4 separate regions of the Mus musculus genome follow, and regions 2, 3 and 4 are each linked to region 1. Evidence: chromatin loops called from intact Hi-C (ENCODE). Cell type or tissue: left cerebral cortex. All regions are shown on one strand. Each heading gives the region's core, and the rest is flanking DNA. Links, peaks and the distances in the headings are about the cores only. Region 1 holds the start of Zfp385b (zinc finger protein 385B). Region 2 overlaps Zfp385b (zinc finger protein 385B). Region 3 holds the start of Gm35431 (a long non-coding RNA gene). Region 4 overlaps Cwc22 (CWC22 spliceosome-associated protein).

The links. A loop is a pair of places that touch in the nucleus more often than their neighbours do. Peaks named below come from ENCODE experiments on the same cell type or tissue, not always from the same donor. Only the 100,000 strongest peaks of a DNase experiment are listed, where the experiment ranks them.
Region 2: it touches region 1 in a loop (2.0-fold over the local background); 3 of 42 quality-filtered maps call a loop at or near these places.
Region 3: it touches region 1 in a loop (2.5-fold over the local background); 3 of 42 quality-filtered maps call a loop at or near these places.
Region 4: a loop joins it to region 1, with 2.2 times the contacts of the local background. A loop is called at or near these places in 2 of 42 quality-filtered maps.

Annotation. Positions count from the first base shown.
Region 1 is chr2:77,810,153-77,818,312 of GRCm38, reverse strand. Zfp385b (zinc finger protein 385B) reads left to right here and starts at 1,497. Exons shown (of 10, transcript NM_178723.6): 1 at 1,497-1,761. In left cerebral cortex, for the core only: no CTCF peak of the experiment used is centred there; DNase peaks (open chromatin) are centred at 2,359, 3,221, 3,494, 4,601 and 1 more place; H3K4me3 peaks cover 2,249 bases; H3K27ac peaks cover 2,004 bases.
Region 2 is chr2:77,751,686-77,759,845 of GRCm38, reverse strand. All of the region lies in intron 1 of Zfp385b (zinc finger protein 385B), which reads left to right. Among named protein-coding and RNA genes, the nearest start is that of Gm35431, 9.5 kb to the left of the region's middle. In left cerebral cortex, for the core only: no CTCF peak of the experiment used is centred there; DNase peaks (open chromatin) are centred at 3,148 and 3,932; H3K27ac peaks cover 1,146 bases.
Region 3 is chr2:77,764,643-77,772,802 of GRCm38, reverse strand. The region is part of intron 1 of Zfp385b (zinc finger protein 385B); the gene reads left to right. Gm35431 (a long non-coding RNA gene) reads right to left here and starts at 7,541. Exons shown (of 3, transcript XR_001783384.2): 1 at 7,377-7,541. In left cerebral cortex, for the core only: no CTCF peak of the experiment used is centred there; a DNase peak (open chromatin) is centred at 4,152; H3K4me3 peaks cover 189 bases; H3K27ac peaks cover 1,181 bases.
Region 4 is chr2:77,901,855-77,910,014 of GRCm38, reverse strand. Cwc22 (CWC22 spliceosome-associated protein) reads left to right here. Exons shown (of 20, transcript NM_001362658.1): 15 at 1,870-1,947; 16 at 2,781-2,933; 17 at 4,531-4,658; 18 at 5,790-5,891; 19 at 5,981-6,219. Among named protein-coding and RNA genes, the nearest start is that of Cwc22, 40 kb to the left of the region's middle. In left cerebral cortex, for the core only: no CTCF peak of the experiment used is centred there; a DNase peak (open chromatin) is centred at 4,231.

The sequences.
Region 1 (8,160 bases), core at 1,461-6,460:
TCAGTCCATAGGGCTTGCTCATTTTCTTCCCCTCCAAGAACAGTTAAAAGTGTTGGGTGGAGGCCTCCGAAGCACCCTCACCCCCTGCACCTTAGATTTCTGGGAGTGCTAATTCTTGTGGTCGGTAGTATTGGCTAAGGCAACCTCGCTGCTTTCAACTCTCAAGTGCAAGGGCCTGGAAGCTGGATGCCTTGATCATAGAATTTCCTGCTGCTCTCCGTTTGCCAGAACTCCATTCTCAGGACTCATAAAATGCTTACTTTCAATATAACCTTCATGGGCAGGAAGATATGTTACGGCTATAACTTTAAAAAGGGACTCTACAAACAATTACAGTTCTTCATGTTCTTTTTGGGGTTATGAATTTTGCAGCTTGCCTCCCGTAGTTATTTTGAATAGAGGTAGCAGTAATAATAAACATACCAGTTTGGGTCTGTATTTAGTAGAGCGAGCCAGGCCAGCTAGAAGATGTTTGGATTCTAAAAATATAAAGACCATCAGTCAGATTAATGTCCCTTCTCACGCTGGTTACCTCAGGTGCTGGCGCCTGCAATAAGCTGACATTCCAAGGTGGATTTAAAAAAAAAAGCAAGCTGCTCCTTCGGAAGGCTCCAGAATGCAGTGAGTGTGCATTCATCAGATCTCAAACCCACCCCGGAAGCAGCACTAGCTTTGGCTGGACTCGAAGATATTTACTCCGGACACTATGCCAAGACATTAACAGCTGCCGGATTAATTATTTATGGCCTTTGTGTCAATCATCTAAGACAAGATCCAAAGAAAAATATTTTAAAGTCGAGTCATCTGTTTTTTTTTTTCAGTCTTTGCTGCCTTCCACAGTTCCCTTGTCATTTGTTACTCTTGAATTTCTTCCCGAAGAAGTCATCTTAGAAGACTGAGCCCTTCAAATTATGTTTCCTTCCCCCCAGTGTTTTCTTTGAAGTGCTCTCCGTCGCAGAAATAAGCGCCCTGGCTGTGTCTACACTATTTTCAGAAGATGGCTTACACCGGGGGAACCCCTGACACGGTTTAGTTTTTGAAACTTCAATCAGCGAGGTCTGGCAGTAGGAGCAGGCGAGCCCCTCCCCTGCGCACGAGCCTCGCAGGTCCTTGCTGGGCTGCGAAGCCCTGGGTCCCCGCGGAGGCTGATCTGTGTCGCCCGCCAGCCGGGAGCTGCACGCGGGGGCAGAGCCCATACTTGGTGGCGAGCATCTCCAAGAAGAGTTTTAGTCCGCTCGGCCAGTAGGTGACACGTCGGCCCCCGCGCGCGCGAGGTTTGCGTCCCGCCTTGGGGAATCCCCCCACCCCCGACCCCTGCTGGAGGCTGAGGGGCGCGTGGGACCCGGTGACCAGGCGGCCTTCCAGGCTGCGCCGCCCCCGGGGCGTCTCCACGGCGTTCCCCACCCCAGCCGCAGCATCCCGCGCCGAGCGCCTCGCAGGTCCTCACGCCTGTCCCCGTGGCCCGCGCGGACTCGGCACACGCCCCTCACCTGGGCGAGGCCAGGCGCGCAGGCGCCGAGCGTGGAGACCGCGAGCGGCCGCTCAGCCCGCGCTCCCGCTGGGTCGGACAGTTCCGGGGGCCCGCGGCGCAGAGCTGTCGCCGGTGCCACCGCCCCGGGCTGCCGCAGACCGCGGGAGAGCGTCTGCGCGGAGCTCCAGCGCAGCCCTGGCGGGAGCGCCGCCTCCCAGGCGCCGGCCACATCCCCCCGGCCTCAGGAGCGGCTGCCCCGCGCGCCCGCCGCCCGCCGCCCGCGCGCAGAGGTAAGCCTGGGGCGAGCAGCCCCGCGCCGCGTCCGCGCCTCTCCCCACCGCCTCCGCCCAGGCGAGGGACGGAGTTTGCGCTGCGTCCCGCCGCCCCACTTGTAGAGGCAGGCGCCTGGCCGCTGCCCCGGCCGCAGAGTCGAGGCTCCCCCTAGCCCCTCGAGTCAAGGAGTAGGACGTAGGAGTAGGACGTAGGAGTTCGTCGGGCAAGGAGTCCCCAGGGTGGGCTCGGAGAAGCCAGGGTGGGAAGGGAGCATAGAGATAGACGGGGGGGACAAGGAAAGCCTCGCAGGGGGTCAGTGGCAGTGCCTCTCCCCTCCCGGGAACTCCGGGGGGTTTTGCAGACTCCCTTTTTGCCAGAGGGAAATGAATAATTTGGGTACCGAGGTGTGAGGGCAGGATGACTGTGGAAGCTTAGGGTCCCAAGGGCATTCTGCAGAGAAAAGACCAGCAGAAAGGTGAATGGTGCGGCTCGAGAGCAGATGCTCAAAGTTTGCACTTGTTGGGAGCTGGGAAGGGCAGCCTGGGTTAGCAAGAGCTGGTGAAGGTGTCAGCTCAGGGTGGGAGGACTCTGCGGGACAGCGGAAGGGAGGAGAGAAACGGGAGGGGGAGGACCATCTGCTTTGCCTCTGCTGTGTGCTGGCCTTGGGATGAGGAGAAGACTAGACGGAGGTCTCTCATGCTTTGCTTCCTATGGCTCTGGAGATCACTCAGATGGCGAGTGTCCTGGGTCCTTCAAGGAAAAGAAAATGCCCCCGCCCCCATGAGCACAAATAATTTTGGAATGACCTCAAAAGTTCCTGGATTTGGAAACATTTTCATCTAGAAAGGAGGTTGGCGGTTCTCTCCGGTTTTGCTTATCTGATGAGCAGCACACAGAGGCTATTGCAAACTTTGTCACAATGAAGCAAAATATAGGCAAAATAGATGCTCCAAATGGGGCAAAAACATTTGTGTTGTCGGGTAGACTGGCAGCGTCCATACAGCTTGGGAAGGACTGAGAAATATATTTATTAAATGAAGAGGCAGTTTTCCAGAAAGTTACTGTGCAGCATCTCAAACATTTAGGCTCCAGATAACTCCCTTTAGTGTTTCAGGGTCTGCTTTTGCCTGTTTCCAGAATCCTTCAATCTTATTTTAATGTCATGCATGCTTTGATACGGGTTGTCCTTTCCTGTCATAGTTGAATGTCCTTAGAATGTAAAATACCGGCTTGTAGGTTTGGCTACTTAAGATATGGAAGGTGAAAATATGTTTATGTGCTCAAAGCCTTGCTTGCTCGGATTCTGTATTTTTCAGTAATCAAGTTTTTGCGGATTTATCGTTTACACCTTTACTTGTTTCTGAAAGTGATTTGAGGAGGTTTAAGGTGAAACCACAAATCAAATAAGCTGTTCTTGTCCGTCTCCTTGACCTCTCGTGGGCGCATTTGTAGTAAATGCTTTTGGAAAGGTGAACTCTCCCAAACAGGGGAGGATCGCCGCCCTTGCTGGAATAGTGCTGGTGGTAGGTATCAGTGTGGTGCAGTATCATCCCTGAAGCATCTCATTTGCATAATATTATGTTATGGTTATTAGGTAAATCATTGAAAAGGAGCTCTATAAGCATTAGAATCCATTGACATTAAGGGAAAGAAAAACAATGTTGATAGCTTACAGCATTTTAACAGTATATAGATTCCCAGGACCAAAGAAAACAGCCTGTCTCTTTGGACTGAGGCAGAAAGAAACCAAACGGAGGCATTTCCATCTCAGTCAAATTAGAGACAGAAGTGTGGTTAGTGCCTGGCACCCAAGCACAGCAGATAATGAGAGCTGACAGCAGTTGGAAGATCCTTCTTCCAGAGTGGGACTATTGTATGATGATCGAATGTCCTGGCTCTGGGAGTAGAGAGGATCTATCAAAGCAAACATCTCTTAGAGATGAAAAGCTACATAGAATGATGCTGGGTGCTGTCGGGTACCATAAACAAGACATCCCAACTCTGTTTTCTTTTTCTTCCATCTGAGTTTGAAGATGCTACTGCCCAATGACATATGTGAATATGATATTTTATATTAATTAAGCTTACATATCATATCATTATATATTATATATAGTTAAAAAGAACAATTAACTAACATATCACAGGAGTGAATTCATGTGAAAAATCTTTGTTCATGGAAACAAAGAGCTAAATTGGCTTTCTAAGGCTTTCAAGCTTCTACTTAGATCTAAAGGACAACGCATGCTGAACTTCCCTGCCTTCTGTTTGCTTGGTTTTGTTATTGTTGTCCCCTCTGCACACTATTTTATTACTGTTGCTATCACCATTTCTCCATTTCTGTCTCTTGTTCCACATAGATCTTAGTATGATCTTCTATTCTTCATAGTCTCTCTCTCTCCCTCTCTCTTTCTCTCTCCCCCTCCTTCTCTTCCTCTCCCTTCCCCACCTCCTTCTGTTCTTCCTCTATGGGTTTCTCTTAGTTTTCTTTACTTTTTGGGTTATCTTCCTTTTGCATTTTGTAGATTTCATCTGGTGTTGTCCTTTATTAATTTAGATCATTTCTTCTTAAGATGACATACTTTTGCTTTCCCTCCCAGACATCATATTTGCCCTGTGAAACCCTTTGAAGGCCTTGCATTGCTCTCAGGTGCCTCAAGTCCACCACCTGCTTTCTAAATCTAAGCATAAACTCTAATCACTGTCTTTCTTTTAAATGAGCAGGGGCGCCTTGGTGTCAGTTTCCACAATTCTCCCAAGCACCCAGAGCCTCCTCCTCCCATACCATTGCTTTCCACATGCAGTGCACAGACAGTCCCACCATTTCCGTCTCCACAAGGCCTCTTGACAGCATCACTTTCTTATCCACAGCGTGTCTGCCTCCGTTTTTCTAGATGTTACCACGCTGGCTTCTGGACTCACTTGCCATCTCTTGTCTCTTCCATTCCTAGTGAATTTCATGCTTGCTTTTGGAGGCTAAGCCGTAGGAAAACTTCCTCACTGGTCAACGCTTCTGTAATGCCCCCGTAGCGTATACCTCTGCTCTAAGAGCGAGGTCCTCTGCTGGTGAGCTGTACTCTGACCTCATTGACTCGTTTATTGAGTGAATCTGCCGTGTGCTAGCCACAGCCTTGGCTGAGACTCTTATAAACATCTGCCGATGTTCAGTGATATACTGAGAAAATAATGTTGGAATCTACTGCTAAAATGGAGTCCTACATGGTATAAACAGGGCCCCAGGAATCCTACTGGCTTGGGCTGCCTCTGTTTAGCCCTCTGAAGTGCAGTCCGGTGCTTCCTGGCAACAGTCTGACTTGCCCTGTGCTGAAGTCAGTGGCTTTCTCTCAACACACAGCATGCCTCTGCACTGCTCCTCTGTGCTCATGCAGTCCCCCTCTGCCTGGAGCAGACCTCTCTTCTCCCTGTTGCCATGTACCCCTGTCTGAGAGTCGTGATCTCCCTTTGAACTATGGCTTTGACTCTCCCCAAGTTCTATTACCTTGGATTTCACTTCTCAGAAGTGAAGTCTGTTATGTGTTTTCCCCACACTGTACTCAAGGGTGCTGTGGTACTCAAGGGCACCTAACCCAACCTTAGTTCCTCACTCCCTGAAATACCTAACCCAGGTCCTGGCCTCTGGTGGCAAGCCAGTAGATAAATTAACTAGGTGGATTACGTTCTTCCTGGTTCTGTAGTCTCACCTTATTTAACTTATATTATTTAAACACTTCAGCTCCGTTCTTATAGTAGAGCCCGTGCTTCATAAACTTGAATATGCACATAAACCATTCAAAAACCTTATTAAATGCAGATTGTGGTTGAGCAGGGACTTGGATGAGGCCCGAAATTCTGCATCTGTAAAATACTCCCATGGTAGTGTGGAAGAAGCTGTTCCTGAAATGTTCAGCAGAAGGGCAAGAGGTGATACTAAGCAGGCTTGGGGCGGGGGGGGGGGGGGGGGGCGGTTCCAGCAGTGACAAGTGCTCTTCTTGGTGACTGCACTGCAGTGTATGCTTGCTTCAGTATTACTTCATATTAGGAAAGTCCAAGGTGCTGGCATTTCCCAAGGCTGGGTGGGAGGGTGGGCATTTCCCTCTGTTGCCCTGTGATTTTCCCCCGCAACACTATTGCATTTAGATTTGACCCCATTGTATTTTTCTCCAGCCAAATAATAGTGCTTTGTTCCACACTGCTCATTTTCCTGGTATTGCACATTCTGGCTCTGGCTCCAGCTCTTTCTTACTCTGCTTACATTTTTAAATTTTTTTTTTTTTTTGCTCTGCTCTTATCTTTCTGCACATGCTCTCTCTCCCTCTACCTCCCTGCCATCCCTTAGAATTCTCTCTGGGTGCCTCAGCTAACTCTGTACCCACCCATTTTTTTTTCTACCATGTCCAGAGTTTTTCAGGGTGCAGGAGACTCAATCTCTCTTTCTACCTCGGTCACTAGTATGAGACCCAAGACAAAGCTGTCATCCATCACCTGTCAGTAGAAGATGTGGGTGGCCAAGCTTCTTGGGTCTCCTTCAGGACCAAGGCAGACACCATGTGGTATCTTCCTTCCCTTGGAGTGGAAGGCACCTGCTGGGCTGAGCAAGGAGATGAGGCTTGCTCTTCTGCTCAAGCTGCTGTGTGTCTCTGCCTGTGGTCTTGCACCACGGTCCTGTTCCAGCTAAACAGCTAGAGCTTCGATTGTTGGAAGCAATTCATTGCTTTCTTAAAAACCTTTCTTTTCTTTTGTATTGGGATCTGAATCAGGCTAAGTAAGTGCTCTACTGCTGAGCCGCATTTAATTTTTAGAATCTTGTTATTATTTTTATTACATTTAATTAATCTAATTGTGTATATGTGTATATACATACTCACACATATGCATGTGCATGGGCATGTGGAAGTTAGAGGGCAACTTGTAGAAGTGGTTTCTCTTCTTCCATTATACCACATGGGTTGCAACGATCCAATTCAGGGTTCCAGGTTTAGCAGCTCACACCTTTTACCTATGTATGTGTGTATGTGTGTTTGTGTGTATGTGTATATGTGTATGTGTGTAAGTATGTATGTATGTATGTATGTATGTATGTATGTATATGTGTGTGTATGTATGTGTGTATGTATGTATGTATGTATGTATGTATTTTTGTTTTGAGACAGGGTCACTAAGTTTCATAGACTGGCTTTGAGCCTGGAATCCTCCCGCCTCATCCTCTCAAACAGCTGGCATTACTAGACCTGACATACTTGTGTTTCTTCAGAAAAGGCCTGTTCCCTGGATTTCCAGTTCAGGTTTTGCAGTCCTTAGGTACACACTAAAAATCACTTCAAGGAACTAAAACAATAAAAATGCTTATAAATATTAAAAAAAATCTCCCAGAGCAATTCAAATCCCCAGCCTGAGTGGAAAGCTGTAGCTTCCGGGGGGTAGGGGAGGGGGTAAGATGGCTGTAATATGGTGGTGGCTGAGTAGACGTAGTATTTTTCTAAGGCAAACTCTGGCTTTTGGGTCATCAGCCAGGAGAGCGTTTGGAGGGGTTACTTCATTTCGCTGGGTCTTGATTTCTTTATGGTGAGGTAAGTTGACTTGGTCATGGTGAACCATATGTGAGATGCTGTCTGCTGGGATGTTGCCAGGTGCAGCTCCATTCTGGGAAAGGCAGAGACTGTTCACCCTGCCAATCAGAGGGCTGCAGCTTGAAGGCCCGGATCCACTAAGGGTTTGCCTAGTCAACATTTTCCTCTCTCCCCGTTCAGCTTCAAGAATTTCAGCCCAGTGTGATCAGTTTGAAAAGAAATTTATGAGCATATTTCTCAGAAGGCAATGAAAAAATGGGGAAGGCATATATACTAATAAAAATTCAACCACCCTTTGGTATTTGATTCATTTGGTGCCATATCAACTCTATGATCTCGTAAATTGCAGAGATAGATTAAAATACGTATAAACTGATACAGAAGGATGGCTAGACTTTTTTTCACCTACTTTATGAAAAATGACTTAGCTCTTTAATAAAGACAGTTATATCATCAACAAATAAAAAGGATTGAAATCCCTGGACCTGAGAGAGCATTTTATTTTGGTAATAAATATGAATGCGCAGAGCATTTACATTTCTGTGTTTATAATGGGAAATGGAATTTAAAAATAAAAACAGCATATGTGGGCTAAAGCCAATCAAAGTTTCTTCCCTCTTTTTTGGCTGGGGTTCTGAATAGCCATTATGCTATTATGTTATCATTGAATCAGCAAAACAAAGATTGGACAAATGGACAGAACCAATAGTAACTGGGGCTGATATTTAACTTTTTCTTCATATATCTGAAAATAAATAAAAAAAAGGTATTTTTGTAATCTCAGGGTGTCTGTTAGGGGTAACAGAATGTGATATCAGTGATATGATGTGACTATTATTATCTAGGATG
Region 2 (8,160 bases), core at 2,043-7,042, 59 kb after region 1:
GTTCATATTTATTAAGAATGTCTTGGGGCTTGGGCATATGACCCAACGTGAAGACCACTGACTCTCTTCCAGAGAACTTAGGGTCAATTCTCAATACTGACAGGGTGACAATTCTCACAACTGTCTGTAACTGTAATCCTAGGGGATCCAATACCGTCTTCTTGCCTCTGTGAACACTTGATCCATGTGGTACACAGACATACATGTGCGCAGACTCTTACATATAAGATAAATATAATTAGTCTAAAACTCATAAAGAGTAGTTTTACTTTAGCAGATGAGCAACTTGTGGCGTAAAGTTGTACATCTTGGGTCATTTACGACACGCCATTACCAGCTTGCCGTGAAAACTAGATTCCGAATTGAACAAATCGTGCGTGACTTGAGGCGAATTGTTGAAACCTTTTGGGCGTCTGTTTCTTCATCTGTGACACATGGACAATAAAAGCATTCCTCTCGATAGAGCATTCCAAAATTAAATTAATTGCGTCACTGTTGTAAAATGCTCATGAGTAGGACTCTGTAATTAAGGGTTAGCTGTGGGTTCTTATTTGGTGTTGGTTTCTAAGGCTAGAAGTGTTTAGCCCCATGATCCAGAGGTTTGTCTGCTAAGGCGTTTGGTTGGCAGTGAAGGGCAGCAGAATAGCAAACCTTAAAACAGACAGCGGAACTTCATGGGGAACACTTACCAGACGCCTTCCCTGAGCCCAGTCACTTTGCCTTCAGGACCTGGTCTACAGATTTGCAGTGTATGAGAAGGACTGTTCGCATTGAGGGCATTCAGCTTCAAAATGGCTGTGCTGTTTTTCATGATCAGAGGGTGATGTAAGGGCAGAGCATGGACCACTCATAGAAAATACTTTAGGAGTGATTTTTGTAAGGTTTAATTTGTGCTAAAATTCATCTACACATCTCTAGCAAGGCAGATTTTCCCAAGACAGATGGAGGCTGTTTAAAAAAGTTGGTCGCTTGATTCTGATTGAGACTGTTTTAATTTTATCACGGGGCACTTCAAAACAAGGAATGAAATGTAAGGTAAATTATTATCTAAAATAAGCCTTTCTCTTATGACGACGTAAAAACAGGATGTGAATTTCAGAGTGGGGACGCGGTTGATGTTGTCAGTGAAACAAGAGCAACTCAGCAGCAGAAGGGGCTTGGAGGGGTGACGTTAAGGAATGTGTCGGGTGGGGGCTGGGGGTGGCGGCAGAGATGATTTCAATTACATAATGGAACATTCCCAACGGGATGCAAAAGAGAAGGGTGTGAAGAGGGCTGCATATTTTAAAGGTTGGGATGAGCAGTGTGTGTTCGCAGGGTCTCTGCTCAGTATGGCAGCCAGCTGCTCACCTCTCACGCTAGAAGAAGAAGAGCGGAGCTTAAGCTGAAGTGTATGTGATTTCAGCGTTCTGCACAATGAAGACGGTTAAACATGGATTGAATTGGGTAATCTCAGTCCCGACAATACTGAAAAATGTCTTAACTGCCAATCAGCCCGAGATTTTTTTCCCCATGCAAAGACAGAATGATGGGCCCAAGGCCTCTTATTAACTACAATTTGGTTTCCTTTGCATTTCAGTATGTCAGAGCAATTTCTTACTTGAAAGTATATGATTTCTTCCCCCAGATTCTCCCCTCCCGTGACCTTTCCCTCTCTTTCCTTCAGATGCTCTATAATTTTGCGTCTCACCACTTTCCATCCCTCTTGTTCTATGGTGCTGAGATTTCACTACAGATGTATTGGAAGACTTCTCTGGGGGGGAATAATGACATCCCTGCCTCCTGAGTCCTGCTCTCACTGTGGGATGTGTGAGCCATTCATTTTGCTGCACTTTCCTCCCAGGGTTTTTTAAATATGCCATTGTGCTACACTCTAGAGATGCAAAATTCAATAAAGCACAATTTCTGTCCTGTTGGGATTTACCATGTAGTGGTGCAAATGCCAGAAGTGATATTCTAAAAATGTGACCTGGTCTCTTGTGCAAAGAAGGGAGTTAGGAGCTTTGCTAGGGGAGGGAATATTTGTCAACAAATATGCCCGCTGATCAGATTGTCTTTGGGAGTACATATTGAGGTGGGAGAGTGTAATGGAGCCATTTTAATTCCTGACACTGTCTCTGGTCCAGGTTAACAGAACAGCTTCTGAGCAGCAGTTCCATGCTCTGCAGGAGAATGCTCCTGTTCCAATCACTACGATTCTAGCACACTAAAGGTATTCTTAGGGACCTTGAGATGGCTCAGAAGGTCAAGGCATTGGGAATATTTGAAAATATTCTGAGATTAAGCCAGATGATAAGCACAAAAACCCCTAGTAAAAATTAGGGTCAGAGGGCCCCAGTGGAAGAGCTGGAGAAAGTACCAAAGGAGCTGAAGGGGTCTGTAATCCTATAGGTGGAACAGCAATATGAACTAACCAGTACCCCCCAGAGCTCGTGTCTCTAACTGCATATGTAGCAGAAGATGGCCTAGTCGGCCATCATTGGGAGGAGAGGCCCTTGGTCTTGCAAAGATTATATGCCCCAGGTACAGGGGAACGCCAGAGCCAGGAAGCCAGAGTGGGTGGGTTGGGGAGCAGGGCGGGGATGAGGGTATAGGGGACTTTTGGGATAGCATTTGAAACGTAAATGAAGAAAATATCTAATAAAAATTAAAAACAACAGTAAATAGCAAAAAAAAAATTAGGGTCTGAAGATATACATTTTAAAAGAAAAGGAGGGATTTCCTGCGAAAGAAACGTGTGCCGTTGGGATGCTAGTTTGAATCCACAGTGATTTTTGAAGGACCTGAGAACCTTCACTATGCACTAGGTAAGAAAGGAAAGCACCGAACCGGTGGTTGTTAGGTGAAAGTAGCAACCTTGGTCATGTAAGAGCATGTCTCAGCTCTATGTGGAACTCCGCCTCAAATCTGTGGTCAGCTCTGAAGGGCTTCTGTGGAGGCAAGGCAGTGTAAACAGGACCGGTGCCTGGTGTTGAGTCTGGTACCAGATACCAGTGCCTCCCCTGTCTTTGTGTGCATTTGAAACAATTCATAGCCAAATTCTGCTCTTCTTCCAGCCCAGTGATAGGAGAGGACACGGCTGGTTGGTTAGAGATGTTAGTGCTAACAGCACGCGGGATTTAGATGGAAACACACATGACAGATAAGTGCGAAATTTGAGCTATATGTAGTCTTGGTTTTGACGTTTGCTTATAAGCTTAGGTATGGCCGTTTAAAGTTTAATCCTTCAGACAGATCTCTGGTTAAAAGCAATCAGGCACATTTACACATTACACCGTTGGTTATGAGTAGAAGTCACACTTGGAGTTTATTGGAAGGAGTGGATAGTTTGAATGGCTGAGAGCTGACACCTTTCCATGTGGTGCTGCAAGCCTCGTATTTATCCTCTTGCTTTAGTGCTTTATTTAGTCTTCCACATTGGAGCTTGGGCGATACATCATTTCTTTGTGGTTTATGATTGCTTAAAAAGTTTTATAAGAAAAAAAGATGAATGTTAGCTTTATTTTTCTTATAAAATATAGACGCATTTCTTCTCTAACTTAGATTATGCATAAGCATTGGAGATAAATTTTCAGAAATGAGTTTCTATCTGAAGTTGTATTTTCTACATTGAATAATCACTGCTGGAATTAAAAAGGCACTTGAGATTAACAAGTTGCTTTTTTTCTCAGAAAATGCTTTATCTGCTTTCAGAGTTTTAGCTCTTGGATGTCAGATTAAAATTCTGAAACATGTTTGATTCATCTCAGAATTGAATGTCAAGTCCAAAGACAGATATTTATAACTGAGTTCTCTTCAGGCAAACGGGTTCCAACCACAGCTCCAATAATTGCAGAGTTCTTGTTCACGATCGTGGTGCCTCCATTTTAAACTAACAAATTAAAGCTTTAAGATTGGATTTTAGCAAACCAGATATTTAATTCCATGAATATTATGCTTTACATTTGCAGAGCCCTTTGGGGTTCCCACACTGCTTTTGGATAGTTATTCCAGTTTCACATAGCACAACGCCGTGTCAGGATCATTTCCTCTCGAGGATGAGCAAACACAAGATCCACACAGTGAAGTGATACAGCTGCTCAGCCCTTAGCTCACATTTCTCTTTGGCTCTTCTGAATCCAAGCTACTTCCACATAAAGTTCCTATTACAAACGTTTAAAAAGATAGGCACTGCTTAAAAGAAAAGAAGAAAGGAAATTTGCATGCAGTTTAGAACTGTTTACATATCAATATGGGAAAATTTGGGAGTTTAACAGAAATAACTAGTTTAATTACTTAATTGGTATTTTGGGAGACAAGATCTAGGTATGTTATTCAGACTGAAAGATACTGCAAATTGGACATTAATTAATTATAAATCAAAGACAAAAGTAATAAGATGTGCTAAAAATCCTCATTTTTATTTATTATTATTATTATTTTTCAAGACAGGTTTTGTGTGTGTGTGTGTGTGTGTGTGTGTGTGTGTGTGTGTGTGTGTGTAGCCCCGGCTGTCCTGGAACTCACTCTGTAGACCAGGCTGGCCTCGAACTCAGAAATGCGCCTGCCTCTGCCTCCCAAGTGCTACGATTAAAGGCATGTGCCACCACCGCCCAGCAAAAAATCCTCATTTTTAATGACACTAAAAGATGAATACATGAGTGGCCACTAGTTTTCAAAAGAATCTTCTCAGCATTTGGTAATAACTAAAGGGGAAACCGCCATTTTATCGTCTTTCACACAGGACCTGTACCCCAGGATCACTAAGACTTGGTGAGGTGGTTTTCTCTCCTTGTAGGCATCTTCTCCCTAGTCAATGAAGAGTGAATGACAGAATTAGAATATTACCATTTTGCAATAATGGCTTCTGGTAATGACCATCAAGTATATTGTCATGAAAAGAGAGACAAAAGTCTTCGTGTGCCTCCCTGCGATCAATCAGTGTGGAAAATTACATCCCAGTGTGACAACAGTGTGACAAAGCCTTGATCTGCCTGCCAGTTTTCAGAGAGAAAAGGAAAACAAAGCAGGGCGTTAGAAGGCACCATGGGGCTGCAATCAGCACAACCCAGCCCCGGGGAGCTCTGAAGTACCAACAAGCTGCCTCACCCACAAGTAAACGGAGAGAGGGGAAAAGGTGAGGAGCAATTATAGACTAAAATAGTCTCAGAGATATCAACTGACTTAGACTTTATTCATATGTCAAGTGGACAAATATCTAGGAAAATGTATGCCTACAACAGCTGGGGGACGAACACTGACTGCATATCTGATGATATTAAGGAGTTATTACTTCCCTTCAAAGTGTGTGACAGCATCGCCTCATTATACCATGTTGGAAAAATCCACATGCTTTAGAGGCATACTGAAAGATTTATGGATAAAATATTATCTCTGGAATTGCGTCCAGATAACGTGGGTCCAGGGAGTGATAGATAATTTTAGGTGAGACACCCATGAAAATTGTACAGACCAGGAATATATGTAACAGATAGATGCTCCAGTCATTTCACACGTATTACCTGTGATTCTTAGAACTTACCAGAGTTCTATGAAGAAATTGTACTTTACTGCCTTCAGTTTTCCTGAAATGCTGGGATGGAATACGTTGATCTCTGCCATTGCATCGGCAAAGTTGCCCTTTGGGCTCCAAGCTTTCCCTTCTCTGCTCAGCTCCAGCAGTTTACAAGGGGTGGAGTTTTAAAGCAACAGAATCCCCTGTTTTATTTACACTTCCCCCTCTCCCATTTTCTTGATCAGTTCTTTGCCCAGATTAAAGTCTTTTGGGGGAACATTGTAATTTGCATTTTGGCTAAATGAGAGGCTCTCCAACTACTCAGCCTGCTCCAAAGCCATCCTAGCCACTATCTGATTCTTTAAGGAGGCAAGTTGTTCCCCTTCCTCACAAGACAGGGAGCAAGCAGAAGCTCAGCTCAGGGGTTGGGGCTCACCCTAATTGTTCAGAGGCTCTCCTTGGCACAGTGTGTTCACTGGTGGTGCTGCTGGTGGGCTGGGGTGGGCAGTGGCTCCCAATGTGAGGGGCTCATTGCTATGCATGTGCACAAAGGAGGAGGGAAACCTACAGCGAGTAGGGAATGACATCTTCAGTAATATGAAACAATCCTCAGATAAAACACTCATGATGCCCCAGGGGGAGAGTGCCCTCATTGAGGATCCAGGGGAGATTAGGAAACCTTTTCAAAGATGAAAGTTCAAGTCCTCTGTGAGCCATCAGAGCATCTTATTTAAGTCCTCTCTGGAGGTGCAAATTTAAAACCCCAAGTTGGCAAAGTCTTTTGCAAAACACAGTCCTCCTTATTTCTTGGAGTGACTACAATTCATGCCATTTGCACCTTTTTAGATAAAGTAGCAGCCTGGAGAATGACTGGGGTAGGCTTTGTGCTTGAAGAGGTTCATTGATTGGCTGTAGAACACACGCTAAATTAGAGTGATTTGCAAAGCTTTGACTGATAAAGACATCTTGTTTTCCACTTCTTTGGGATGGAGCCAACTTGTATACCTTCCCAGGAATGAATAACTTAAAGTAAAAACAATCTAAGTGTCCGGGACATAGCACTCTGGTAGAACACTTGCCTAGCACTAGCATGTATAAAAATATTAATTAATTTTTTAAAAATAAATGTAATCTCTTATTTTTAGAATAAAAAATTTAAATTATTTTATCCATTTAACTTTTCAAATGATATCCCTCTTCCCAATTACCCATCCACAATCCCCCAACCATCCCCCTCCTACCCCCTCCCCTTTGCTTTGGTAATCTCTTTATAAAATGATTTTATTTATTTTGTGCATGTGAATACACTGTCTCTGTCTTCAGACACATCAGAGAGGGCATTGGATCTCATTTCAGATGGTTGTGAGCCACCATGTGGTTGCTTGAGCATTGAACTCAGGACCTCTGGAAGAGCAGTCGGTGCTCTTAACAACTGAGCCATCTCTCCAGCCCCATTAATTTAATTTTTAAAATACATGCAATTCCTAGGTGGCCAATGGTTGTTCAGATAATTGCTCCAACTTTTCTCCAGATTTAATTGTTTTGGGTGAATGTATTTCTTCACATTCTCAGCAAGGGCAACCAAATTAACCTTCCATAGTTTCTGTCTCAATGGGAAACAAAGGAAATGAATTGGTATTGTCTATAGCCATCTGTTCTTCAGTTGAAATGCAAAAACTTCCTTCATGCCTAGCCGTGCTTCTTGCTCGCTACATAGCTGTTGACCAACTTCCAGACACAGTGAAGGTCGCAGAATGTTAGCTAGATTAGGGATTCCTCCTGAAGCTGAAATACAATTATTCCAAATAAGAATGTAATGCTAGCTCAATCATACATATAATACTACAAGTAAAACACGTATCCTTGATTAAAGTTTGCCAAAACAGAGCAAGAGCACTGCTGCTTCATTATTGCAAAGCACTGCACAGAGACAACTCACAGCAACAGCCCTAGCAATGCTATTAAGATTGCTTAACCCTAGAAACAAAGGAAGCGAATGAAACTGAGATTCCCTTCTAGACCTTTAAATATAGAGATGTTATTTATACTTTATGATCTTGAAGGAAACAAGGATAGCTATTTGCTTATACAAGATTTATAATCCCCTGTGTATTAGTTTATGTTGCGGTAAATCTCCAACCCAAATAGGCCCCGGCAATGAAAACACAACTCAGTTAATATGAATACATGCTGTGTGCCTAGATTGGGCAGATCTGCCCTACACTACCATCTTCCACATCTCTGAGACCCCTTAGAACTTGAGGTTTCTCCAGGCCATCTGCTTCTGTTCCACTTTTTTTCTTCTTCTTCTTCTTCTTCTTCTTCTTCTTCTTCTTCTTCTTCTTCTTCTTCTTCTTCTTCTTCTTCTTCTTCTTCTTCTTCTTCTTCTTTTCTTCTTCTTCTTCTTCTTCTTCTTCTTCTTCTTCTTCTTCTTCTTCTTCTTCTTCTTCTTTTCTTCTTCTTTTCTTCTTCTTCTTTTCTTCTTCTTCTTCTTCTTCTTCTTCTTCTTCTTCTTCTTCTTCTTCTTCTTCTTCTTCTTCTTCTTCTTCTTCTTCTTCTTCTTCTTCTTCTTCTTCTTTTCTTCTTCTTCTTCTTCTTCTTTTCTTCTTCTTCTTCTTCTTCTTCTTCTTCTTCTTCTTCTTCTTCTTCTTCTTCTTCTTCTTCTT
Region 3 (8,160 bases), core at 1,267-6,266, 45 kb after region 1:
GATAGGAGATAGGATAATGTGGTTGAAGAGAAGATGGAGTGAAGAGGGCCTTTATGCAAGGCCCTTAAAGATTCCAGCATCTGCTATTGGCATGGACAGAATGAATGCAGCCGTTGCCTTTGGCGTGTCCTTGGTTTCTGGATAGCACCAGCTCATCGCTGACCACGACAGACAGAAAGCCATCAGCCCACCTTCCACTTTGCTCAACTTCTTGGTTCCTTTTAAGTCCCAAGTCCAAAGGGACTAAGAACCAATGGGAAAAAGGATCCCCAGCGATGTGCAGTTAAGTGACCGTGAACTGAGATCTCGGAGACCATGAGCCAAAGCGAATTGCTCTTCCTCAGAAGTAAGAATAGCTAAAAGCACCATCCTTTCCTTTAGGCATTCAATGGTGAGGGGCTGTAGTGTGATCTGTCTCTCTCACTCAGCTCTGGAGAACAAGACAAAATGAACTGACCTGAGGGGTACTGTACACACTGAAATACAAGACATCCGTCTACATGCCATGCCTGTGTTTCATGGCACTTCGTTCTAAATGTTCAAACACTTCGGCTCACAGTGTGTTTTATGTTTATGTGCAACTCATACTATCAAGAGATTTAGCCCTAATTAGTCAAAAATTACTTCAGTTGAACTTGAATTTAAAATGAAATGTTTAATCAATATACTGTGATCAATTGTAATACTTATTTAAAGAGCCATTTAGTGAGGGAGAATAATTAGAGCAGGCCGTTTCAAGCTGAAAGAGAAAAAAGCATCTTGCTTGCATATGAACATTTAGCATTTGACTGAAGTCCAGAACTGGATACCAGATCATTGTGGTGCATTCTTCACGTATGATTTATAGTAGATGTTTTGGAGGCATGCAGAAGGAAAGGCAGGTTTTAGTAAAAGTGTACTGTCATAATTTTCAGAAAGCTCTTTCAACACACAGGAGTCAGAGATTTGGAAGACTCCTAGGTTCTTCCAATACATGAGGACCGAGTCACACACATGCTCCTTTAATCTTCACACACATACACAGGCCTCTGTCTTTTCCCAATAAGTTCTTGCCTTTTCAGGCTGGCACATACAAGTGATTCCCCCAGAGCATACAGAGTAAAAATGTGTGTAGCATACACATACTTTCTCATGTACACACAGATACACTCAAGGCAACATGTGCACATAACGATGTAGGCACACACACAGTCATGCCAACATACCCAGGTGGATCCATTCAAACTGTCACAGTATGCTACAACACACACACACACACACACACACACACACACACACACACACACACACGCACGCACGGTGGGGAGGGGGATAGGAAAAGAAAGACCAGCCACACAGCAAAGTTTAAGCGCTCTCTTGCTCTCTCTCTCTCTCTCTCTCTCTCTCTCTCTCTCTCTCTCTCTCTCTCTCTCTCTCTCTCTCTCTCTCTCCCACACACACACACACACTGTTTTATAATGGAGCTCTGATTATTTTGTCTTGATCTTGGACTTAGAAGTGGTTAGTTCATCCTACTTACTTCGTGCAGTTATATTTGGGATGAGACTGATGGTCTTGGTGAGGCCTCGTTTCTTATTACATTCTTATCTTTGGGAACCCCTCTTTCTCTAACACATGAAGCAAGTAGACAAGAAAGTTACTTTTCATCCTATTTGTGAGGCTGTGGGGTTAGAGGAAAGCTAGGCAAAGGCTACATGAGGTTTGAAAACATCTTTGCTTTGTCATAGGACAGACCATGTTCTTGTGTATTTGCATTCAGTGGTTGGCACTGGCTAGTTTGAAAAGCATGTGTGGCTGGTGAAGTAGGTCAGGAGGGGACTTGAATTGGGTTCCCAGCACAGCTGTCTCATGGCAGTCTGATATTCCAGCTCTAGAAGGTGCCTTCTTGCCTCTGTGGGCACCACGTGCACATTCACAACACCCCCACAACCTATACACATATTAAAAATAAAATATTAAAAAAGAAATAGCGTGTAACGAGGCAGTAGTATACCTTAGCACCTCAATGAGAGACTGGGGCTGAAAGCGTGTCATTGGCTGCCCTGATGGAATTGAGAGACGGTTTCTACTCGTGAATGCCTAGTGGCAAGTGTGCATTCCTCTACTTTCAACAGAGCTGAGGTGTCCACTGCCCTTGACAGTGAAAATTCCATTTTTGTGTGAAGGCTTGAAAAGCACCGTCTGGAACACATCATGTGCCAAGCCTCTCTCTTCAAGGGAATCTTGTGCTCATCCTTCTGCGACATTGTTACTAATGAATAAAGGGGAGGAAATCTCCCATAAATCACATAGTCTGTTAGTGCACTGATTGTAAAAACAGCAGCGATGCGAGGGAACGGCCCTTAGAACACAGCCCGTTATATCCTGGAAGGAATGGTAATTGCTCAAGGTTATTTTACCCGGGCCCCTATCTTGATCTTCATAGTTGAACATAGAAGATAGGCAGACATTTCTACTTGAGGGAGCTTCTGTTTGTTGTCTCAGAGAAAGTGTTTCTGTCCCATCTGGAGACCTGAGCAGAGGATGCTGTCCTACTGGCTGCATGCCATGGGAGGCTTTATGGCTGATAGGACTTTGGCTTTCATTTTTGAAGAGAATAGTGTGTCAGAGAGTCAGAACAGAAGGCATGGATGTGATCTGACCTACCCATTTTTAAGAATTTGTCTGGCTACTATGGAGGGCATAGACAGGTAGGGACAGCACTGGTGGGCAAGCTGTCATCGAGGACCAGTGGCTAGCAGTAACCTGGAAGTGGTGGGGAGCAGTTATGTCCTGGAGTTTTCTTGGACATTGGATATATAAAACATACAGCTCCATTCCTAACAGGCATGTCCGGAGACCTGTGGATGATGTCAAGCCTCCAAATAGAATATTCAGATGGGAGGAGTTACCTGCTAGCTGTGTTTTAACTCAGGAGGAAGAGTACATAGGGGTTTGCTTATCAACCATTCGGTAATAATTAAAACACAGTGGGAAACTCCTTATGGGTTCAAGTTTAGGCAAGAGATTGATATTGCAGGCCCGTGTGTGTGCACGCCTGCATGTATGATGTGTGCTTTATTGAGACTGCAGGCTTATGTGTGTGCATACCTGCATGTGCTTTATAAATTGTCAGTGTGTTTAAGTCATGAGCCTGGATGAGAGAATGTGGGGAAGATGTTTAGAGACTACGCCTCAGAGGACTTTAAAACTCACAGTCAGGCATGGAGGGCACTAACTAACAGAGGAGTGTGAGGTGGATACAGTAGAAGTACCAATGGCAACAACCCAGAAGCAAATGAGTTATGTTCACGAAACAGAGTGATTTCTACTTGTGTCATAGACTGATAAGGTAGCAAATAATCCTAAGACTGGGAGTTGGCCCCTGATTCTCCAGTGTAGAAGATATTCATGTTTGAGAAATTTGGGGTGAAGAAGAGTCTAAGTCAGCAAATCAAGTAAATGACAAAAAAAATGACATAGTTTTGCTAATAGAATAGTTTTATGGTAAATAGGATAATAATTGCTTTTGAGTTCCCAAACTGAAAGATTTGATAATCTGTATGCACATACACGTGCACACACATGTTCATGTTTATGTGCACCTGTGTGTAGGTGCACCTGCATATGGCGGTCAGAGGATAACCTTGGGTGTCCTTCCTCAGGCTGTACCCACTTTGATTTATGATACAGGGCTTCTCACTTTGGCTCAGATTCTCCCAGCAGGCTAGACTGACTGGCCAGGGAGCCCAGGGGTCTTCCTGTCTCTGCCTCTGTAGTATTGGGGTTCTAAGTTGCACTACTGAGACTGGCACTTTACCAACTCAGTGCACTCCTTAGCTACAATTTCATATCTCCATGAAATTTGTATTTAGAAAGACAAATAGGACAATTTTTTCAGCGATTTTAATTAAACCCCCCCCCTCCATTTCCCTCTCTTAATCACCGTCATTCATCTGTGCTCGCCTTGGTCTCAGCCGACGAGCCTGTACACAGCGAGTGTTGTAGAAGTACATGCCTGTAAGGTCCAGCGTTCTGCTCTTAGAAGCTGTGGAACAGCCCACCTGTATCCATCCCCCGTTCTGTGCCGTCCTCCTGCAAGTACCAAAGGGAAGACGGCCTTCTTGTAAAGCTCTCTGTGGCTGCCCTGAGATGGTCCCATCCCTACACATCGCATCGCTGTGACACCCACTGTTCAGCTCTCAAGCTCGCAGGCGGCCTGTTTTTCATGTGCTCATTAACATATTAGTCACATTTTTTCCATCTTACGACCACAGGCAGTTTGTATTCCCATCAAAACAATAGTGATGTGGCAGAGCATTTGAAAGGAAATGAGGAATGCAGACTGCAGTGACCGTTGATGATCTGACTTCTCAGAGACGATCATTATTTGTGTTTACGCTCAGCTATTTCTCTGTGTATTTTTGATAAAGATCCAAGTGTATCTGGACCTTAGAAACTTCCCTTCTATTTCTCTAGTATCACATTGCAATGCTCTCCACATGCCACTGGATAGTTTGAAAATAACTGCTTTAAAAGCTGGATTGTGTGACACTGCTTGTGGTATGACTTATATGTTCATTCCCTTATTGGATTTTTCTACCTAGTTTCTATTTTTGATATAAATAAAGCTAGGGTGAATATCTTTGTACATAAATCTCTTACTATATTTAAGATTATTTTCCAGTTCCTAGCAGAAGAAGATTGCTGAGTCAGAAGATCTGTATGGTTTCATGACTCTTGGCTAGATACTGCTTTCTTTTAATAAAATGATTCTGCCACGTTCTGTGCTTGCTGGGAACTTGAAGCGTGTTCTCAGAGTCTCTTCAGTGTTGAGGACTTCCTAAGACATTGCTTTTGAAACCCTCTTTGCTAATTGGGCAGTTTAGTGTCACTGCTTAAACATACTTGATCACTAAAGGACACACATTACTTTTCCATGTTTGCAGGGGTCATTTATTTTCCTTTCTAATGGATTTCCCTTCGTGTCCTTTACCCGTCTTCCATGCCCTCCACTGAAATGAAATGTGCTTACAGCTTTTGCTGACTTCCAGAATTCAACACGTGCCTTTTGACAACCACTTGCCTGTAATATTTAATATATATATAATATAGATATATACATATTTATAATTTGTAGCCTTTTACTTTTATACTTCCATTGACTTAAAGGTCTTAGGCAATCAAACAATTTAAAATTAAATTAGTGTGGGAGTCATAGCCCCTAAAGAGGCTGAACCAGACTTGTGGAACTGGTGTGCGATGATTGTAAAGAATGGGATGGGGACAAACACTCAAAATTGGAAACACTGTTCGAATTAAATTCCATACCCCATGCTTAAATGTGTCTCCAGGTTATTAAGTGCATTGGTCCATTTCTTATCACTGGGACAGGAAACCTGAGAGAAACGTTTTAAAGGAAGAACTAGTTATTATGGCTCACACGGTTTCTGAGAGCCCGGCCCACTGTCCTTAGGAAGAACATCATGTGCTAGAAGCACATGGAAGAGAGCGTTCAGCTCGTGATGGACAAGGAGCAGAAACAGAGATATAGGAAGTGATACAATAATACAATATGGGACATGACCCCAGGGACCTTCATCCTTCAAGTAGGCCTCATCTCCTGCCTCTTACTACTGCCTTAGTTAGGGTTTTACTGCTGTGAACAGACACCATGACCAAGGCAACTCTTATAAAGAAAAACAGTTAATTGGGGTTGGCTTACAGGTTCAGAGCTTTAGTCCACCATCATCATGGTGAGAAGCATGGCAGCATCCAGGCAGACATGGTCTGAAGAAGAAGCTGAGTGTTCTACATCTTGGTCCTCAGGTAGCAAGGAGAGACTGTGTGCCGCACTAGGTGGAACTTGTATACGTGTGAGACCTCAAAGCCCGCCCCCACAGTGACATACTTCCTCCAAGGCTACGTCTACTCAAACCTCTTAGTAGTGCCACTTCCTATGGAACAAGCGTTCAAACACATGAGTCTTTGGGGGCATTTCTATTCAAACCATCACAACTATCTCCCTACAATGCCATTGTTGTAGGAGTCCACCAAGGGGTTAATCATCTCCGAATCTGCCATCACAAATATACTCAGAGCTCAGCTCTATTAATCCTCTAGGTGTCTCTCAGTCCAGTGGACAGTGAAGATTAACCATCAAGTGTGGATTCAAAGGCTAACATACAGAAGAGCACATGAATGAGTTTCAGTGGATATTTATAAAGGTAGGGGGCCCAGGGACATGTCATGAGAATTGTGACTAACTGGGAAGCAGTCATGTAAAAACTTGCAGGTACATACAGATGACAAGCAGGGGAAACATTCAGGATACATAGAAATTAATTTATAAATAATGTAATGAAGGACTCCTAGGAGCCAGTTTGAAAAGTTCCAAATAGACTATAGATCAAAGATCAGGGAGGGGTAACTTTAAAAAGCAGCAACTAATAACACTTTCCAAAGCCTAATAACATCATTAAGTTTCAAAAAATGCAAAACAAATGCATGTATATAGAAATACATGCTGCACACATATATGGAAACAATATAAACGTGATTAGCTGGTCAGAACTTTCCAGGTATTAAATGACTTTACTGAATCAGCACTATCAATTAATATAGCAATTTTTAAAAAACTATTAAAATTAGGGGTTATGGGAGGAGCTCCAAGACTGGCTTTTAGAGCTAAGTAGTTCAAAGAGAAACTTTTTATAATCTTTGGTTTTAGTTGCAGGGTTTTCTATTAAATAATTGAAACATTTTGTAGGCTGTAGAAATGATAATGATAGCAGGTATTTATACTGATTGAAATGGAAAAAAATGCTGAATACAAACAAAAACTTCAAATCACAAAGGAAACATGCTTCATTTTATATAATAATCAAATGGAATATTGACATATACACATGCTTAAGTCACATAAAATACAACCAAAGTTTTCCTTGGTGGTGGTGAAACCCATGTTTTCTTTTTATTTTCTCATGCATTTTAAATTTGGTGAGTTTCTCACACTTAGACTTGGTAACTATAAAAGTAGATGTTATTTACATTTTTAAGATCTGCTTTTGTTTTAAAAATCATTTTTCCCTGTGATTAAAGCATGCCTTTATAAAACAGCGACCTTTACGACAATTTGGGGGTGGAGGGTATACTAGAGAGACAGCTCAGCTGATAAGAGCGTGCATGTTCCTCCAGAGAACGCAGGGCAGTGCTCACCACCCGCACTGAAGCCCCTGGCCACCGAGGGCAGCTGTATACACATGCAGGCACTAACATCTACAAACGCACATAATATGTTACATTTTAAAATTAAAATGCAGTTTCTACGTGAAACTGTTTATCTCCCTAAATAGTCAGCATTTAAAATACCGAGCCTGTGCTTTGACATTACTTACTAGGTGATGAGTTGGTATCTGGCGCTCCTTATCAAATATCGCCAACTCTCTTCTGTGGAAGTCTCTGTCTGGAGACCATTTGGTTCTTCATTTAAATATCTGCCCCATGATATCATTCCACTGTTTTAATTATTATGCCTGTCTTGTGACTTACTACTGATAGCACACTTGGTTTAGTTTTACTTTATAAAGAAAATACTTACAGATTTGTTTTCCAAATTAATTTTAGAACCAGAAGTTTAAAGTCATTTCCCCCTGCTTCTTAATCAAGGTATATTGAATAGATGCCTTTTTTTCTGAATAATTCAAGGCTATGATTACTTATGAGTCATCAGAAACCATTAGTTATCCAGATAAGATAGATTCTTTGCTCATGTTACAAATGTCTCTTGATTATAAGGTTTTCTAAAATTTCTGTGATAAATTTGCATTTTGTAATATTTTTCTTCAGTGATCCTTCCAGATGTTTTTAATCTCTTTAAAAATAAATCCCATCTGTAGTAGAATACACGGCTCAGTTTTTTATCATTTGTGTAAAGTAAAATCAAATGACTGAGCTCTGTCCCTCTATATTGATTTTTCTAAGATGTTTTATATACATCGCCTATCTCAGTCATGTTTAGTGTATTTCCTTTTTAAAGTTTTATTTTTAGTTGACATAAACAGTAATTACATATATTTGTGGGTTTTGATATCTTTCAATATGTGAAAAAATTAGCATGTCCAGCTCCCCACATTTTTATTTTTTATTTTTTTGTGGTGAGGAATTTATTATACTTTCTTT
Region 4 (8,160 bases), core at 1,488-6,487, 92 kb before region 1:
ATGCATTTATTTTTGTATGCTAATAGACTCCTAAAATTACTCAGATAATTGATAGGTTAAAAATGATCACAAACTATGGGTAACAGTGCTTATCGTCGTGCATAGTCTAGGGAAAAGAGTGGCTCACCCTGTGAGTGGTTCTGACAGCATGGCATTGGCTTGTTACTGCATTTTGTGAAAATATGATTAACATATTGGACAACACAATACTAGTAGGAAAAATTGAAAGTGAATTTTATATTATATATCAAGTTAATCTAATGGCATAATTTAGAAAGGCTTTCAGTTTTCAGTACCAGATGAAATTTTGACAAAGTGTATCTTTCTAGAACTTAACACATCCATAAACATGTTACTCAATTGGATTAACTTGTGACTGGTTTGCTTCTTTCTTTCTTTCTTTCTTTGTGTCTGAAAGCACTCTGATGTTTTAAAGGGATGCCTCTGGCAAGGCTGCTCCATGCTAAACCATCTGTTTCTAGAGCAACACTGTGCAATAGAACTCTTCAGTGAGGACATAGTCAATGCTGACCTGGTTAGGGCAGCAGCAACTAGGCACATACAGCTGTTGGTTATGCAAAATATGCATACTGTGACTAAGGAAAGAATAGTTTTAAATAATTTAAATAGCTGCTGGTAGCTAATGCCTATCATGTTAGCCATTGCAGGTTCCCGTCTATCCTGTTGTTCAGCATCTGAACTCTGGGGTCTCTGACACAAATTGTTTGCTTACATAGATATAAATGCTTATTTACATTTAAAAAAAAAAAACTCCTAACAATTTGTACTTAGATCATACCTTAGTGACTGTAACAAAATTTCAGAATAGTTAATTGAAATTTTAAAAATAAAAACTTAACTGAAGGAATACACATTTAATTGTATAGGCTCGTTTGTACTTAGAGAATGAATGTGTTCTAGCTAATGTGTTTGTAAAAATGTAGACATTCTAATAAGAGATTTATAGAAAAAGGTACTTATACAGTGGCCTCATTCTGTCTCTGCTTGCTACATTACCTGAATCATTTCCTCATGGAATTGCTGTCTGCTCCCTTAGAATTATTTCAGGAATTATTAAACCATACTTGTCAGTTAATTAGATGTCAGCCATTTGTGATTGTAGATTTTCTTATCAGGAGTTTATTCATTAGTGCTAACATTTTCACAGAAAGGTTTTTCAAAGCAGTTAAATAGCTGGTTGAACAATATATTTCAGCAGTTATAGGATTGACCCATTCATCCTTAGATTTCCCTCTGTAGATAGGTCTGTATATAGTGTCCATTCTTCTGTGGACTTACACATAGAATGGTCATCCCCTTGTAGGTAGGCTGTAGTCAAACATTTATTTCAAGACTTAGAAAATTGAATCATAAACCTGTTCCTTTCTTTTATTTTTATTTTTTTACATTTTTAAAAATCAACTAGAAGGTCACTTACATTGAAAAAGTGGCCATTTGTCCTTCTGTCAATACTTGTGTTTTGTTACTAACTATCTAAGTATAAGTTTAATCTCAATCTTAGGTATTTGGGTTGGTGAAAATAAATGTAAAAGAATTCCACACAGAAGTCTTCAAAGAAAGAATCATGTCATGATTTGACCTGGTTCGTGCCCTAAATTGTTTAGAAATGATTCATACTTTTGATTTAGAAATCAAATTATCATAAATAGCTTTAGGTGATATCAGCCAGTCTAAAGGCTTTTTAAAAGTGATAAACTTGACATTGAGTTTTTAAAAATAATTTCTCAAGGTTTTCAAAAATTTTAAAAGTCTAGTTTGAAAATACAGTCACTATTGTCGTTGTAAATTGTCATATAACATAGTTCCATTGTGTCCTGAGTCATTAATGCAAATTTCCTTTCCAAACAGAAAGAACTCTGCAACATGATACTTGATTGCTGTGCCCAACAAAGGACCTATGAAAAATTTTTTGGCTTGTTAGCTGGGGTGAGTTACAGCCTTGATTGTCATGTCAGGATTTCATAAAAATCCCAAAAGAATTCCTAACAATAGTATAGTGAATTAATGATTGTATTTTGTGGCCTGGTCTATCCTTAGTTAACAACGTGTTTTCGTTTTTACCCTGGGAGCACATTGTTCTCTCTTTCAGTTTCCTTTCCCACTTCATTTTGCAGCACATTAAATTTGTTACCATTTTTCTACAATTTCTTGAAATTATAACTATTTTGCAACAATTTCCCAATATAAAACAACTAAATGGTCTAAACTCAGGAATCTGTTTAGACAGCATAGGGTAAATGTGACCTTAAAAAAAAAAAAAAAAAAAAGAAATGTCTGTGTCATTTTGAATTGTGTCTTTGTATGTGTCAGGCACATGCATGTGAGTGCAAGTACCTGTGTCGACAGGCTAGAGGTGAGGGAGGGGTCTCTCTGGAGCAGGAGTTCCTGGCTGGTTGAAGCTGCCCGACGTGGCTGCTGGAAACTTAGCTTAGGTCCTCTGCAAGAGCATGTAAAATACTAAGCTTTGGCCCATCTTTCTGGTCCCTAAAGTATATCTATAAACTTTCCAAGGCAGATATATATAATGCAAAATGTATCTGTTTAGGATCAACTAAATGTATAGCTTTATTTTAACATATAAATCTAGATAGAGAGAAACTTTCTGTAACTTTTTTGAACATTTACCACAGAAAGATAGGGTGATAGATGTCTCTTGAAGGTGTTTACAAACATTTAACTTAGTAATTTAGGAATAGTAAGTTCAGTTGTATTGACATTCGGTTTCTGCTGGGGTTGACTTTCAGTTTTCTTCCCTATAGCGGTTTTGTATGCTGAAAAAGGAATACATGGAATCATTTGAAAGTATATTCAAGGAACAGTACGACACCATCCATCGCTTAGAGACAAACAAATTGAGAAATGTTGCTAAAATGTTTGCTCACCTTTTATACACAGATTCACTTCCGTGGAGTGTAAGTAATCGGATCAGTGTTTGCTCTTTATTCCTAACCCCTGTTATTGTCAAATATGCATTAATTATGGTATGACCACACTTATCCTATCAGTAAACATGAGTTAAAATGAATGTGTAGTGCACTTTGACTGCAACTGCTATCTTTGAAACACATTCATGGAATTAGAAGGCCAAGTCAGACAATATGCATGTGTAAGAGATCCTGTTGTGGGTTATACATAGCAGCCAAACCCACGTTGCTTTTCAGTAGTGATGACTGGCAATATTTTCAGGGAAAATATGGATTTGCATGCTTGACATCTGTGTGCATATTTGTCCATACTTTATTAACAAAGACACATATTCCTATTTTGGTGGCACTTGTGCCTCAGAATTACTGTCCATATTTCCTGAAAGAATAACTTTTTCAAAGTTCCTCTAATTTAGACTCAAGAAAAAGGATTGTCCTAGGAGCCTGTAATAAGTAGACACTTTTATTTAAGCAATGGAAAGGAGATCCTGGGATCATACTTAGAATAAAGAAAGCTATTCTTAGTGGGGAAATGTATACCAAATTGAGCATTAATTCCATATTTATTATGGAATTACTGTTCTTTCAAATGCTGTTAGGTAGCTATCACCTGCATGTCCAGTCACAATTCTTGGTAATGGACAAAGGATTTATTTTAGGAATGTTACCATGTATTTATGTCAGGAAAGTTACCATGTAAGAGAAAAGTTAAGTCTACGGAAATCATATGCCATAAATAGTCATATAGTCTAAGTGAAGTAAAGTTGCTAGAAGAATTTTAATAAAGAGAAATCACATCCCAAAGGAAAAGAAGAAGATTACGATGTAAAATACCACAAACTGATGGTGGAGTGAGTCTCCACCCCTGCTCTTAGGAGTATCAGATAAGTCTATATACAGTACTTAAAGACTAAGTATATCCAACTCTATTCAACTGGCACTTTTAAACCAACCTAGCAGCTAGTCACAATAACCCTTTGCTTCATTTCGCCTGTTCTAGAAAAGAAGCCAAGTTTTAAACAATTGGCTAAAAATAGGCTTCCAGAACACACAGTCCATAAAAGCTACATGGCTTTTTTTCTTCTGTTTTGCTTTTAAAGTCTGTGTTCACAAGTTAGTTTGTAAAAGCTGTAAACTTAGTTTTCAGGATACATCATCCGTCATTTTGTGTTTGTTTTTATTTGTGTGTGTGTATGTGTGCTAACTTACTATAGCTAATGCTCTTGGTGGCACTTTGCCTCGTCCCTTGTGCACACCACAGTCTGCTTAGGGGTGTTTGCGAGCAGTCTTTACTTTGATGTTACACACTCAAGACAGGATATCTTCTCAGCTATAAAAAGCACCTCCCTCAAGAAAAAGAACGAAACCTATTTCTGTACCGTGTTAGCATTGGGAAATTAATATAGAGAAGTCTTATGCTTTGCCAAGAAAGAATCCATGTCTGCATGAGGGACGTGCTCAGAGGTGCTGCTCTGAGATGGAAAGTCCTAGTTCTTCTGAGAGAGTGTAAACTGCTTGGCTACTGGACCTTGTCTTTCAAAACAAAACAAACAAATGTTTTTTCATCCTCTCCTTTCATTTTCAGGTTCTCGAATGTATAAAACTGAGTGAAGAGACCACGACATCGTCTAGTCGAATTTTTGTCAAGATCTTCTTCCAGGAACTGTGTGAATACATGGGTCTTCCTAAACTGAATGCGAGGTTGAAGGATGAGTAAGTTGACTCCTAACCGTTTAAGTTTAGAGTTCCTGTCTATGTGCTTCCCCCACAGTAGCACATACAGCTGTACTCTGACGGGGCAAAGCCCTCTGGGACTTTGGGTAAGGTGAGCATGCCACATGCCTCCAGGCCTGAGACGACACATGCCTTTCTGGGCTTTTTTCCAGGACTGTCACAAAACTTCCATTTCACCTTCCCGATTGCTCGTTATCACTACGATTGGCTTCTAATCCATTCTGCTCCTGTCACATGTTATTCCAGTATCTCATTTCTCCACTTTGGTTCCATGTAATGTGTGTACTTTATCAGGCTCATCTCCCTCCTCAGGAAGATGCACTAGTCACACCAGCATCATGAAACTTGTAGTGATGCCTGTGTCCTTACCACAGTGACAACAGAGGCTGTCTCTGATGTGTCTAACAAACTTAGTCAGTCTTCCAATAATTTACCCTTTTCTGTGAAACACTCGCTGCCTCCTTCCTACGCTTTTCCAGTGCTTCTACACAGTTTAGATGTGCATACATATGTACATAAAAAGAAAAGCTATGGAAGGCCTTTACATTTTTCTGTGCATGCCCACACTACATACTTGTGTGCATATAACCATGTACATATGTTATTTGCCATCTCTATCTTAGTGTGTAAAAAGTTTCCAAATCTGTTGTGTAATTACAGAAATCAACTTTAAGGGCCAGTGAGATGTCTCCGTGATTAAAGGACACCAAGTCTGAAATAAGCTGAGTCCCTGACAGCCACAGGTGGAAGGGAAGAACCACCTCCCACATGTCCTCTTACCTGCGCGCGCGCACACACACACACACACACACACACACACGCACACACGCACACACGCACACACACGCGCGCACACACACGCACACACACACACGCACACACGCACACACACACACACACACACACACTGCAAAGGCATTTTTTTTAAAGAGACGAACTTCAGTGACTTGTTCCTCATTACCTATTATATTTAGGGAGCCTTATGTATAAATGCATAAACCACTTTCTTATATTTCACTTACTGATTTAACAGGTAGAAATTCTGATAGGTGGCTATAGGCGCTTTCATTTGCACTTTCTCCATTTCCTTCATTCCTTTTTCCGTTTCAGAACTCTCCAGCCATTCTTTGAAGGTCTGTTACCCAGAGACAACCCACGCAATACCCGGTTTGCCATCAACTTCTTCACTTCCATAGGTCTCGGAGGATTGACGTAAGGATCATTTGCAGAATTTTATCTTTAGTTACAACATTATGTCAAGTGCCTGGTATACATAGTGTAACACATTACATCTGTGTTAGGGATGAACTGCGAGAACATCTGAAAAATACGCCCAAGGTCATCGTAGCCCAGAAACCAGAAGCTGAACAAAAGAAACCAGCCCTGACATCTTCATCTTCAGAGTCTTCCTCGGCGTCTGATTCCTCTGACTCAGAATCTGACAGCAGCGAGAGCAGCTCAGAGTCCTCTAGTGATGCGAGCGACTCCTCCTCCTCCTCCAGCACTCAGAGCTCTACCTCAGGTATCACGGCTCATTCAGGTATTACCCTGCTCATTTCTAACAATTGCAGGGCTCGATTGCTGCTTACTTATTTTTGCCATCTATTTAAAACATTTATTATTGGAGATGGTCATGTGTCACTGACAGTCTGCAGTGTTATATCTGTTTCAGAAGCCTCTTAGACAGGGCTAATTCATTGGCAGCTGCGATTCCAGGGATGTCCATGTGTTTACAGGGCCCTCCTGAGGCTTTATTACAAGGCATGTGGGTTTTAGTTGTAGTCAAGCTTTATGTGGCTACTTGACATCATTGTACTCATTGGACGGCTCACTGGGGGCTTTGCCGTACCTAGCTTTCCCCAGATTCTGATTTGTAAGTCCATCACTTAGTCTTGCCTCTTGTTTTGCTGACACAAGGTCTTACAACATAATTAAAGCTAGTCTTCTCCTCACTGTGCAGCCCAGTTTGATCTTGAACTGCAGTCTCTGTGAGCCCCAGCCTTCCGAGTGCTGGGTTTTCAGCAGTCCTGCTATAAGCGTCATCTTGCCCAATGTTTGCCTGGCTTGTTTGTTGTTGGATGTCTTGTTTCATTTGTTTTTTGGAGTTTTATATGCATTCTAGATTTTCTGTTCATTTACTGTCTGGCAGGGGCTAGCCTTGAACCTGATCCTCTCTGCCCCTACTTCTCAAGTGCTGGGTTTAGAGACTTATACTTCATGCATGTTTTAATTTTATAATTATTAATTATGAACTTCTTTGTATCTAATGTTTCCTTCATTGTTATGTTCACAAAATAGTCTTACATTTATATTGATCCACCTACATTAGTTGCTGTACATATTCATGTCTGATGTCCTATGTGCATCTTTTAATGAATTTACATATATAGTATCTTCCTCACTACACAGTCCAGGCTAGCCTTGAACTGCATTTTTGTTTTGTGTGTGTGTGTATGTATGTGTGTGTGCACATATTTATACATATACGTGTGCATATAATATATGTATGTATGTATATATACTCATATATACATATGTGTATATATATCATTAGCTTGTATTCTTGGTTTTTCAACTTTACAATGATACAAAAGCTGTATAGTAGAGTCAACAGAAATAGTACTTAGAAGTCTGAATTTTTCTCTCTTCCTGAGCTCCTATGTGTGAGTAACTCTTGTGTGATTTCTACCTAAAGACTAACAGGTATTGTGGGCATGCTTAAGGAAGGCTGTACTAAATTGTGTTTTTTGGGGGTTGGGGGTATAAAAAACATTTTTTATTGATTTATTTATTTTATGTATATGAGTACATTATTGCTCTTTTCAGACACACCAGAGGAGGGCATCAGATCCCATTACAAATGGTTGTGAGCCACCATGTGGTTGCTGGGAATTGAACTCAGGACCTCTGGAAGAATAGTCAGTGCTCTTAACCGCTGAGCCATCTCTCCAGCCCTATTAAAAACATTTTTATGACATGTCATCTTCAAGACATAATCTCATCTTAACTTGAGGAATGCCCATGTGTCCATTGTCCATTTCTTTTTAGTTATGTAGCTATAGAGTCACTACTGTATGATTTTTAACCATCCTGTTGATGATACTGCCTTACAGCTTTCATTTTAATTTGCATTTTCTCCATCACTAATAAAACTGAGCATAACATTGTTATTGGCCATTTGGATGTTTTCTCTTTTGTTCAAATCTGGCTTTTCCCGCCTTTTTGAGTTAACTTCTTATGTTTTAGGGTTTAGCTGTACTGTATTCTCCTCCCTCTCTCTCTCTCTCTCTCTCTCTCTCTCTCTCTCTCTCTCTCTCTCTCTCTGTGTGTGTGTGTGTGTGCGTGTGTGTGTGTGTGTGTGTGTGTGTGTGTGTGTGTGTGTGTGTGTGTGTGCGTGCGTGCGCTCACGTGTGTGTCTGTGTTGGATGTATATATTTGAAGTTAAGTAGCTCACATTTGTGTCTGTGAGGCTACTAGAGCT